Linked DNA regions of Homo sapiens: region 2 is linked to region 1. A link is a contact called in ENCODE Hi-C or POLR2A ChIA-PET data. All regions are on one chromosome and are shown on one strand. Each heading gives the region's core, a stretch centred on a gene start or an enhancer-like site at or near the end of the contact. The rest is flanking DNA. Distances are from core to core; before and after follow the strand shown. Region 1 holds the start of RASSF10 (Ras association domain family member 10). Region 2 has its middle 69 kb from the start of BMAL1.

Evidence for each region. A loop is a pair of places that touch in the nucleus more often than their neighbours do. ChIA-PET counts read pairs that join two places held with the same protein, here RNA polymerase II (POLR2A).
Region 2: a map with no recorded cell type shows a loop between it and region 1 (2.4-fold over the local background). The contact joins the enhancer-like site here to the promoter of RASSF10 in region 1. A Hi-C loop is called at or near these places in 2 of 37 single-sample maps with no recorded cell type. POLR2A ChIA-PET finds 5 or more read pairs at or near these places in 2 of 52 experiments (A549 and endothelial cell of umbilical vein).

The regions. Positions count from the first base shown.
Region 1 is chr11:13,006,886-13,011,988 of GRCh38, reverse strand. RASSF10 (Ras association domain family member 10) reads right to left here and starts at 2,673. Exons shown (of 1, transcript NM_001080521.3): 1 at 1-2,673. The coding sequence starts at 2,412. The coding sequence ends at 889. It overlaps RASSF10-DT (RASSF10 divergent transcript), which reads left to right and starts at 2,873. Exons shown (of 4, transcript NR_187419.1): 1 at 2,873-3,362.
Region 2 is chr11:13,206,097-13,211,199 of GRCh38, reverse strand. No RefSeq gene overlaps it. Among named protein-coding and RNA genes, the nearest start is that of BMAL1, 69 kb to the left of the region's middle. RefSeq lists an enhancer at 3,395-3,952. Within about 2 kb of position 2,904, at least 16 of the 41 ENCODE cell types and tissues checked have a DNase peak (open chromatin) inside an H3K27ac peak, as active enhancers do; they include endothelial cell of umbilical vein, where a contact is called at or near this core.

The DNA of each region.
Region 1 (5,103 bases), core at 1,424-3,923:
CTGCTACTTCCTTTTATTTTTTTCTGAAATAACAGTGATTGAGTCAATGAAGTGGCAATACGAATTAAAGGGCAACTCACCTGCCTTTGAAGGGACAGATCCCAAAGGGCCCAGATTAAATTTTAACCACGATTATGTTTGCCAGGATTTTATATCTCAAATGATTATGTTTGGCTTTTGTAATAATAAAAGGTTATTTTGGGAAAAGAATTCCCTTTTAACATCTATTGTGTTTACTAGGAGGAAATACAGGGTTAGACTTCGATACAGTTTAGCCTTTGAAAGAAAATAAAAGACAAATGATTTAGCAGATGGGTAATTCCCAAATCTGCAGAAATGTAAACAGCCAGGATTTTGGTGCCTATGGGTTTTATCAAAGAGGTAAGAAAGGCAGAGACCGACACCAGTGCGTCCTCTTTGGCTAGTTTTAACACGTTTACAGTCACAATTAACATTCAAGGAATTTCCTTTTCATCCAAGTGTTTCTTTTAAAGCACTTCATACCACAAACTAAAGTTCTAGCTGCCATCAGTCCTTCCCATACAGAAGAGTAGCGAAATCTCCATTATACTTCCTTACTTTGAAAATGGGCTCGGACCACGTCAATTTCCTTGGGTTGTTTGTTTTCCAGTATAGGGGGTTCTTGCCTCCTCCCTCCTTCCCTCTCTTTAATGAGCTTGTATTGAGGATCCTACTTCTTCTACCCTCACCCTGCTCTGCACTCACCCCGGAGCCAGATGAGCGCGAGGCTGCGCAGAGCGCTGCTGCCCAGCCGGAGCTCTGGGCTCGCAACAGCCTGGTTTCAAGTCCGCGAGCCGGCTGGCCCACTGCATTCTGCAAGAAAAAAGAATCCCCCTGTTCCCGCCCCCCGCCCCCCGCCCCCCACCCCTACACAAGGGATTCGCACATGGGCAAGGAGTCCGAGTCTTGGCTATGCATAGAGCTCAGTCCCGTATCCGAGTCTTCGTCGTTGCCAGGACCGCTCTTGGCCAGTCCACGGGCCTGGTCCACCCACATGTCGGCGCAGGCTTGAGGCCCAGGTTCCCGCGAGGGACTGCCAGAGCCAGGAGCCCCATCCGGTGCCACCGTCAGCTCCAAAGTGTGCAAAGTTTGCAGAAGGCCCTGTAGCTCGCGCTTCTTGCTGTCCCATTGCTGCTGGCTGTAATCCAAGTCCGACTTGACGGCCTCTAGGTCCGTGTTGAGCCGCAGCCCAATGTAAAGGCTGGTACTGAGCTGCGTCCTGACCCGTTCCTGCTCCAGCAGCAGCTCGCCGTCGGGGCCACCGTCGGGCTCCAGGGGCTCCTCCCGCGCCGCCAGCTCCTCCTGGCGCCGTCGCATCCACCTCTGGTTGAGTTCCTCCTGAATCTCGGCTGAAAGGCGCTCCAGCAACTCCTCCTGCTGAACCCGTTGCTCCTGAAGCCGCAGCAAGTCGTCGCAGCGCCGGGCCAGCTCCTCCAGCGCCGCCGCCTGCGCCTCGCCGGCTAGAGGGGGCGCCGCCGCCGCCTCCTCCGCCTCCGCCGCCACCTCTTCTGGCTCCTCTCCCGGTCTGGACCCGTCGAGCTCGATGCCTGCCCCAACCAAGTAAGTGTCCTGCACGTAGTTGACCCCGTGACGCCGCATGCGGTCCAGGTGCACCTTGGCCTCGTAGTGATCGATCTCGCGGTCCAGCTCGTGGAGCCGCTGCACCTGCTGGCGAATTGTGTGGTCCTGGGAAAGCACCAGATGCACCAGCGTCTCCATGCGCTCCACCGACGCGCTCTCGTGGGTCCGCGGCGACGAAGAGCAGGACGAGGCAGTGGACGACGAAGTGGACGAACAGGACGACGGTGTCTGCTGCTGGCGCCGCCGGTTGAGCTTGGCCAGTTTGCGAAAGGCCTTGCGCACCACTCGCCGCTGTTTCTCCTGGGTCATGGCCAGGCTGGGCCGCGCCGGGGCCCCGCGGGCCGGACAGGGGCGCTCTCGGCTCAGCACTACGCGCGCCTCGGCGCTGCGGGGGCCGGCGTTAGGCAGCGATGCCTCGCTGCGCACTAGCACGAAGCGCACATTCTCTTGCTCTTCGCCCCAGGCAGCCCAGAGGCGCAAGATGCGCGTCTTGTTGGGGAGGATGCGCTCAAAGCCGCGCCACTTCTCCACGATGCAATAGCACTGCGGGGGCCCGCACAGCATGCCCTGCGGCAGCGCCTCGTCGTCGTCCTCGTCGTCCTCGTTCGGGGGTTCGGGCAGCTCTCCCGGGCCATGCGGGTCGCCGGCCGACCCCAGCCGCCGGCTCCGCCGCTGTCTCCGTCGCCGCCGGCAGCCGTCCTCCAAAAGCACTCGCACAACGTCGGAGCAAGTGGTGCGGCGGGAGAGGCCGGACACCAGCTTCTCTTCCTGGCAGATCCACACCGATATCTTCTTTTCCGAAGGATCCATGGCGCAACCAGGGCGCAGGTGGCAGGTCCGGCCGGGGTCTGCTGGGGCGGCGAGGACAGCAAGGGCAGCCCAGTAGCTCTGGGATGGGAGAGGAGCCCGTGCCCCCCTCCGGCGGCTGCACTAGCCCTGTTCCCCCGCTGCGCACCGAAGGCAGGCTGGAAAGCGACTGCGGCTGTGGTCGCGGTTGCGGCTGCGCTCTGCCCGGACGACGGGCGCTCCCGGGGCAACGCGCCCAGGACCGGCTCCCGCCGCTCTGGCTCTGCCCAAGGTGCCCGGGACCTCCGGGTTTTGCTCCTCCCCACGTGGCTCCACCCCTTCCCGCCCCCAAGGCCCAGAGCTGTGGCTGGAAGTGCAGGAGGCTCAGGGCCCAGGCCCGCCCCTCGCAGCCTTGCCGCGCCCCGTGCGCCCTGTCCGCCCCTCGCTCGCATTGCAGGCATCCTGAGTCTCGGCCCTTTTCGCCAAATCGCTGCTCTGCCGCGCGCCTACGCAAGGAAAGATTCAAGGGTCCCTCCACTTCAGGGAGTGGAGCCCGCGCCTCGGCACGGATCAGCTGTGCGTCTCCTTTGGCCTACTGGCTCCTCTGCTTGTGTCTATAGCTAGCTGGACGCATCGTGACTTTATCTTCTCATCTTTCCTGGCGCCCCCAGACGCATTTCCTGGTCCCTCGAGGCAGCGGCGTCTGGGGAGTGCACTTTGCACAGACAGGGAAACCGAGGCACTCAGCGGTCTCCAATGGAGACGCTGTAATCGCATTCCACGACCAGCTAGCGCTATAAGCGCTGCCTCTAAAGCGGAAGGCCTCCCAGTCCTTCTCGACAGGAAGCAATATTTGCATATCTAAGGAGAACAAGATTCGGCAATGTGCTCCGGGAGCAAGTGCAGGCATGGAACGGTATGGGCTGGAGGGGGACAGACCTTCAGAGGCGGCTGCCCGTTCCCTGTAGTGTCACGTAAGTGGGTCTCCACGTCACCTTCACCTCAGCTTCCCACAGCCTTTTTGGGAGAGGGGCTCCTCATTCTAGTGGGAGTTCAGGGCCCAGACCCAAGTCACAAGCTATTTTTATGCTTTCCACCTCCATAAGGGGAAACTGTGAAGGCTTCTGGCATTTTCTAATATTCAGATGTGGTCCAGAAGAGATAACAGCCAAGCTTTACAGTGCAAGAAACCCAAGGCCACAATGCAAATGAACTTGTTTCATCCTTAACTGCTGATGAGGATGGTCCACTGAGTGCAAGGTTTGCCCTGAACTTGTCCTTGTGAGCACAGGTGTAATAATAAGCTCACTCCCTTTCTTCAAGACCTTAGATGGCTCCCCATTGCCTCTTGGCTAAAGCACTTTTGTTCATTCAATGATTCACTCAGCAAATATTTATTGAGTACCTCTCTGCTCCAGGTCCTACGCTAGGGATTTGACAATGAACTAATCGCCAGTTCTGGCTTGCAAAGAGTTCACAGTCTAGTGGGAGGGCACAGCCAAGTAAACATTCCCAACACAATGTCCTGTGTCCTCTGATAAGGGAGAGCATGAGGTTCTGGGGGACCCTGGAGTGGCATCCAACCCATCTTGGAGGGGCAAGGAAGGCTTTCCCTAGAAGAGGTGTGTTAGACAAGACCCAAAGGACCATTAGAGTCTGCCAAAAGGAAAGCAGATGGAGGGGAGGGACAAGCAGCATTCTAGAAGGGATTGTAGTGCAGTCAGGAATCAAGAGCATGTTAGTTATGGGGGCTGTCAGGAATTTGAGAGGAGTGCCTAAAACTGAAGTTGGATAATTGAACAGGAATGGGATCAGGAAGGGCCTTTAATTCCATGCTTATGTATTTGGATTTATCTTAAAGACAATGAGAACCCATAGAGTGCAAATCTGGAGTCAGAACAGCCAAGTAAAAATTTCAGCACCACGTACTAGCTCTATAACCTTAGGAAAAGTATTAATCTCTCTGAGCTTCAGTTTCCTGGTCTGTGAAATGGTGATAATAAAAATACCTCCCTAATGGAACTGGTGTAGCGATTAACTGCCTGGGCCTGGTAAATCCCCAGTAGTTTTATTGGGGGGTTGGAAAGGTCGGAGGTATATTAGTTTTCTATTGTTATGTAACAAATTATCACAAACTTAGTGACTTAAAACAACACCCATCTATTACTTCACTGTTCTGTAGATCACAAGTCCAACTTGGCATGGCTGCTGCATACTTTGCTCAGGATGTCCGAGGCAAAAGGCAAGGTATAGGCTGGTTCAAGTTCCTGTCTGAAGGCTCTGGGGGAATACCCAATTCCAAATCCATTCAGGTTGTTTGCATGATCTGGTTCCTCTCAGTTGTAGGTCTGAGGTCCCCATTCTTTTGTTGGCTGTCCTCCAGGGTCACTCTCAGCTCCTACAGAACTCTCTCAGATCCTTTCTGTAGGATATCCACCCCCCTCCCTGCAACTTTAAAGTCAGCAACCACATGTCAAATCCATCCAGTCCTCCTTTGCTTCTAATCAATCTACCATCCTCTTCTGCCACTAGCTAGAGAAAACTCTGCTTTTAAAGTGCTTGATTAGTCAAACCTACCTGGATAATTTCTCTGTCTTAAGGTTGACTGATTAGTAACCTTAACTATATCTGAAAAACCCCTTTTGCTGTGTACTGTAATATAATCACCAAAGTAGCCCCCAGGAAGATGGAGATTATGGGGCTGTCTTAGAATTC
Region 2 (5,103 bases), core at 1,655-4,154, 200 kb before region 1:
TGATGGTACTTAATTAGCCCACCTAGCTTTATGCAATTGTATGTCTATATTTTCCATAAATTTATTATGTAAAGTTATAATAATTACTACCAAATTTATCAAAATAACTACATTAATATACAAAATTCAACCTTTACTATAGTCAGTAGTCAAGGTAACTTGTTTATCTGCTCATATACCCTTAAAATAATTTATGAATCCATTGCCCCAGAAGAGGAAAATCAAATAATGATGAACATCCAATCCATGATTGCAGTTAGATCTGTTAAGGAATTATTATCTGTCTCCTCCAGGGTAAGTGTTCTTTTGATCAGCCCTGCTACATTTCCCTTCGAAGAGGTCTTATGAATATTCACTGCCACTGATATGAATGGAAATGCTCATTTTCCTCAAAAAGGAAGGCAGGTTGGCAAATAACAAAATTGGCCATAGTAAGGATGGACTGAAGAGGGTGGAGGATGGACTAAGAGGGTGAAGGATGGTGGTTGGAAAGGCAGATGTCTAGGACTTGAAATCCTCACAGGACTGCCTTTATGTCTTGTACTGCAATCAGGCAGGCAAAAGAGTGGCTTGGGATGATGCTCCCAGCTTCCCAGTTTCTCCAAATCCTTACCTCTGCGGCTTCCTTCTGCAGTGGCCTAAGAAATCTAGGTTACTTGTGCCACCTGCTGCCCAGATTGTGGATGACTTGCTGACATGCATACACACCTCTTGGGATTTTGTTTGTTTGTTTGCTTCAAGCAATTTTTACCCAGCTCACTCCTTATCCATGGCTTTCTGACTTTCTTGTTTTCTTTTTTTTGTTGTTGTTCTTTACAGAGATAATCAAGGTAAACTGACTTTCTCCTCCTCTTGTCCTTGGAGCACACCTTCTGAGCTATGAATATACGTGAAAGCATGGTCTGGGAGGGTGCTTTGGAAAAAACTGGGGCTCACAGCTTCCACATGCTGTTCTCATTTCTGACCATGTTTTAACCTCTTGTTTCCATTCAATGCACTAATGGCCTTGGGTAGGCCCTGCTGGAACAAAGATGAATGAGACGTGATTCTGCTCCCCAAGGAGCTCATAGACTACTGGGAAGGGGGAGTGTAGATACATAAACAAATAATTAAAATTCAATGTTATGATAGGGACAATACAGACACAGAGGGAGATGTAAAGTCCACTGATGGGAACCAGCAGAGCTTTGGAGAGGAGATGCTGCTTACCTACTCTCTGAGGGATGGGCTGGGGTTCAGAAGGTGGAAAGGAGGACTGGCGTTTTAGGGAGGTGGAATGGCATTTGCAAAAGTAGCGGGGAAACAGCCTATTTGGGGAGTAGTGAGAAGTAATTTGGTAACCACTGTTAACATTTTCTCATAGGTCCTTCCAGGCTTTCTGACATGCATTTTCCTGTGTATATTTGTGAATGGATGAGTGTGTGTGTGTGTGTGTGTGTGTGTGTGTCTGTGACTTGCCTTCATTTCACTAAACATTGTATGTTAGAAGTCTCTCCGTGTCAGTAAAGAAAAGCTCCTTCATTTTTTAAAACTTCTGTAGTGTTCTATTGTGTTGATCTATTATAGTCCCTCTTTAATAGACCGTTTAGGTAGTTTCCAGTTTTTCACCTCCTATGTGTATCTTCGTGAACCAATGTCTAGAGAGGAAGTTGCTGAGTTAAAGGGTACCTACATTTAAATATTGACTGCTATTACTTAATGACCTCCAAAAAGGCTTTACCAATGTATACTCTTCATGGAGTGGCTAAAGTATGTCATGGCCTAGTAAGTCTTTCACATTTTCCCCTTTCTGCCTTAATCCATGGCATAATTTTCCTCTCCCGAAAATAATGATCCTGACAGCAATCCTACATGTATGGAATGAGTTGCCCCCATTTTACAGATGACAAAAAACGGAGGATCAGAGGAGTTGGGTCTTATCCACAGTGCCCCAGGGAGTCAGAACCAGAACTAGAACTCGGGCCTTCAGAATCCTAAAGCTTTTTCTACTATGTTGCTAGGCAACACTTCTCCCTTTTGATTCTTGTGCCAATGCTACTTGTTGCCATGGTACTGCTGGGACAAGGAGCAATAAGTTGTAATTAAGCAGTGAGCTAGAATCTTTGCTCCTAGCAGAAAAGGTTTTGTTTTGCCCTTATGTGTGGGTGGACAGGAGATAAGGCCACCAGGGCTGCACTTGGTGCAGAGAGGGGCAGTTGGAAGAAGCCAGCTGATTATCATGTAGGTTTCATGTGAGGGCGGATGTTCATCTTCACTTTGCCCATTTGAAACCATGTTTGCCCAGAAATGCCTGGATGGGGGTGCTGTGTGGGGTCCCTGCCTAGACACTGGCTTGTCAAAAATCAGCATCCAACTTCAGTGTGTGCCTTCTCAGTCTAGAAGAAATAGGGGCCTCGTTGTTAACAGCACCATTCTGGAATCAGACAGGTCTGGGTTCAAATGCTGGTTTTGCCGCTTACAGAAATTTACCAACATTTTCTGATTCTCAATTTCCCTGTCTGAGTGGGGACAATCAGGGTGACCTCGTAAGGTGTTCTGTGTATTGAGTGAGAAAATGGGGCTAATCACTTAGCCAAATGCCTGACATTAACTACCATTTGTTAAGCGATCAGTGCATGTAGCCAATGCTAGCGTTTTATTTTTATCATTCACCCACCCGTTCTTCTTTGTATGCTTTGCAGTAATCAAAGGGTTTCCAAAACATCTTTAGTATTCCATCACTCAGTGCTGAGTTGAGGGATTACGAAAGCTCATCATGTTTTTCTCTTTAGACAAGAACACTCAAAAACAGATTTTCAAAAGATTTGATGTAGTGAAGTTCTGCACCTCAGAAATGTGTGTTATCTGCCCCAGGAATGAGTCATCGGTAGTAGGAGGAAAAGTGAAACTGTTTTTCAAAGGCGACACAATGGAAATTGCACAATTCAAATTACTGCAATTGCCTTTTCAGCTGAATCCAAGGAAATGTTTTGTTTTTTTTTTTTTCAATTCATTCAGTTGACTTTTTGAACACTTCTTATTTGTCAGGCCCCATGCAAGGGGTGAAAAGATGAATAGAACATGGCCCCTGCCCAGGGAGTTCACAGTTTAGTAGGGGAAGAGGAATTTGAAATAATTACAGCAATGCGATAGCTGCTGTGGTGAGGTCTGTGGATGGCGTTGCGGGGACACTAGAGCAGGAAGTCCTTAACTCGGGGAGAGAGGGAAGTCGGGAGAGAGAGGAATATCGGGAAACACTTCACAGAGCTGGTATCAGCTGGGCTAAGTCTAAAAAGATAAGGGCAATCAGCAGGCAGAAGGCACTTGGGCAGAGAAAATGGTGGGGAAGCGGGAGAGAGCACGGAGCCTTCAGATCTGGGTGGGGGACAAGGCTGGAGGAGCAAGCGCCTGCACCCACAGGCCTGGCCCTGTGCTGCATAACTCACTCCTTCTAAAAGCACCCCCTGCTCCCTCCCATTCTTGCAGTGCTCACTACTTTCCTCCTGCTCCTCAGGTTTGCTGTCTCTGCTCCTACCCGGCCCCTCCTCCCCTGCATTCTTACCCTGGGCTTCATCTTCTTTCTTCCTGTCACACCTGAAACTCCAAACCCTTACCTTTTACATCCCTTGCAAAGATGTTCCAATGATCCTCGATGCTACAGGGTAAATATTTCACTTGTTCTGGTCTTTTGTGCAACCCTCTCATCAGGCATAGAACTTAATTCTAGATTTGCACCCATTAGAATACGAATCTCACCCCAAGGCAGCCAGGAGGAGCTGTCTCCATTGCAAACGCACTGATTCCTTTATTCCTTCTCCTAGGTGTGTCCTGAGGACATGGCTCAGCTACTAGACTTTTTTTTTGGTTTTTGTTTGTTTAATTCTTTGTCCTTTAGAGATAGGGTCTCTCTCTGTCACTCAGGATGGGGTGATCACAACTTACTACAGCCTTAACCTCCTGGGCTCAAACCATCCTCCCACCTCAGCCTCCCGAGCGAGTACACTTTTGATGCGGGAGAGGCCTCGTCATTTGCAAGTGAGGCAGAGCAGTGCCACTTCCAGCTGACCACGTGGCCTAGGAGGTAAAGACCTAGGCCATCCAAGTATGTTGGGGTTCCAGCTGTGTCTGAGGTGGGGATGTGACTTTGTGTTTCCCCACCTCTGATTAGTGGGAGTGTGCCAAGGTGCCTTTCATTGTTTCTCCTGGGACAGAGAATCAGACAGCTACTACTCCACAGAGTTCTCGTTGCTGGCCCAGGCTCTTCTTTGGAATGAAACTGTCTGCAATGTAGATGCAATTCCAGGAATAATTATAAACCAATCCACAATGAACTGTCCCTGAAGACTGAGATGCCCAGGTGCTTGTGAGTGGCTGCTGGTCTGACCATTTGGATGCCTCTCTGAATAAATTTACCCTAGCAGGGCCAGGCTGCATGCATCATTTTACATATTGCTTACTATTGTGAAAACACATTTTTATATTCTGGCTTTTTACACTTAATAATACGTTAATAAATTTTTCCATCTTGTAGGCTTTCTAGTTGTCATATTTAATTACTTCATAATATTTAGGTGAGTGAATTGATCATAATTTACTAACCTTTCGGCCCACAACTGAATATTTAGGCAGGTTCTAATTATTTTGTTAGTGTGCTTAATACTTCGAGGAACATCTTTTTGTTTATGTTGATTAATCTCCTCAGGATAAATTCCCATGAGTAGAATTTCTAGTTCAGGAAGCCTAACCAACACTTCTGGAATGCGCTTCCATTCTCATCTCACCTAACCGCTCTGGTTTTATGCTTGATTAGTTACTAGAATGGGATAGAAGGAAAAAGGAAGTAAGCAGAGATTCTGGGGTTCTTCCAAAAGTCAGGCTCACTTAGATATGGGAGACTTGGGGCCACCAGATAGCTGTGTGGGGAGACATGGTACTAAGAGATCAGGGAGAAAGACACACATCAGAATGACACAGAGATAACCATAGTCTCTGAATTAGTCAGAAGAGGCTAACGATGGCAGCAAATAGCCCCAAGCTTTAACTACAAGGAATAAATTTATTTCTTGCATAGGGATAGATGGGGCAAGGGACCTTCATTCAGGCTATTTCATACCGAGACATCCC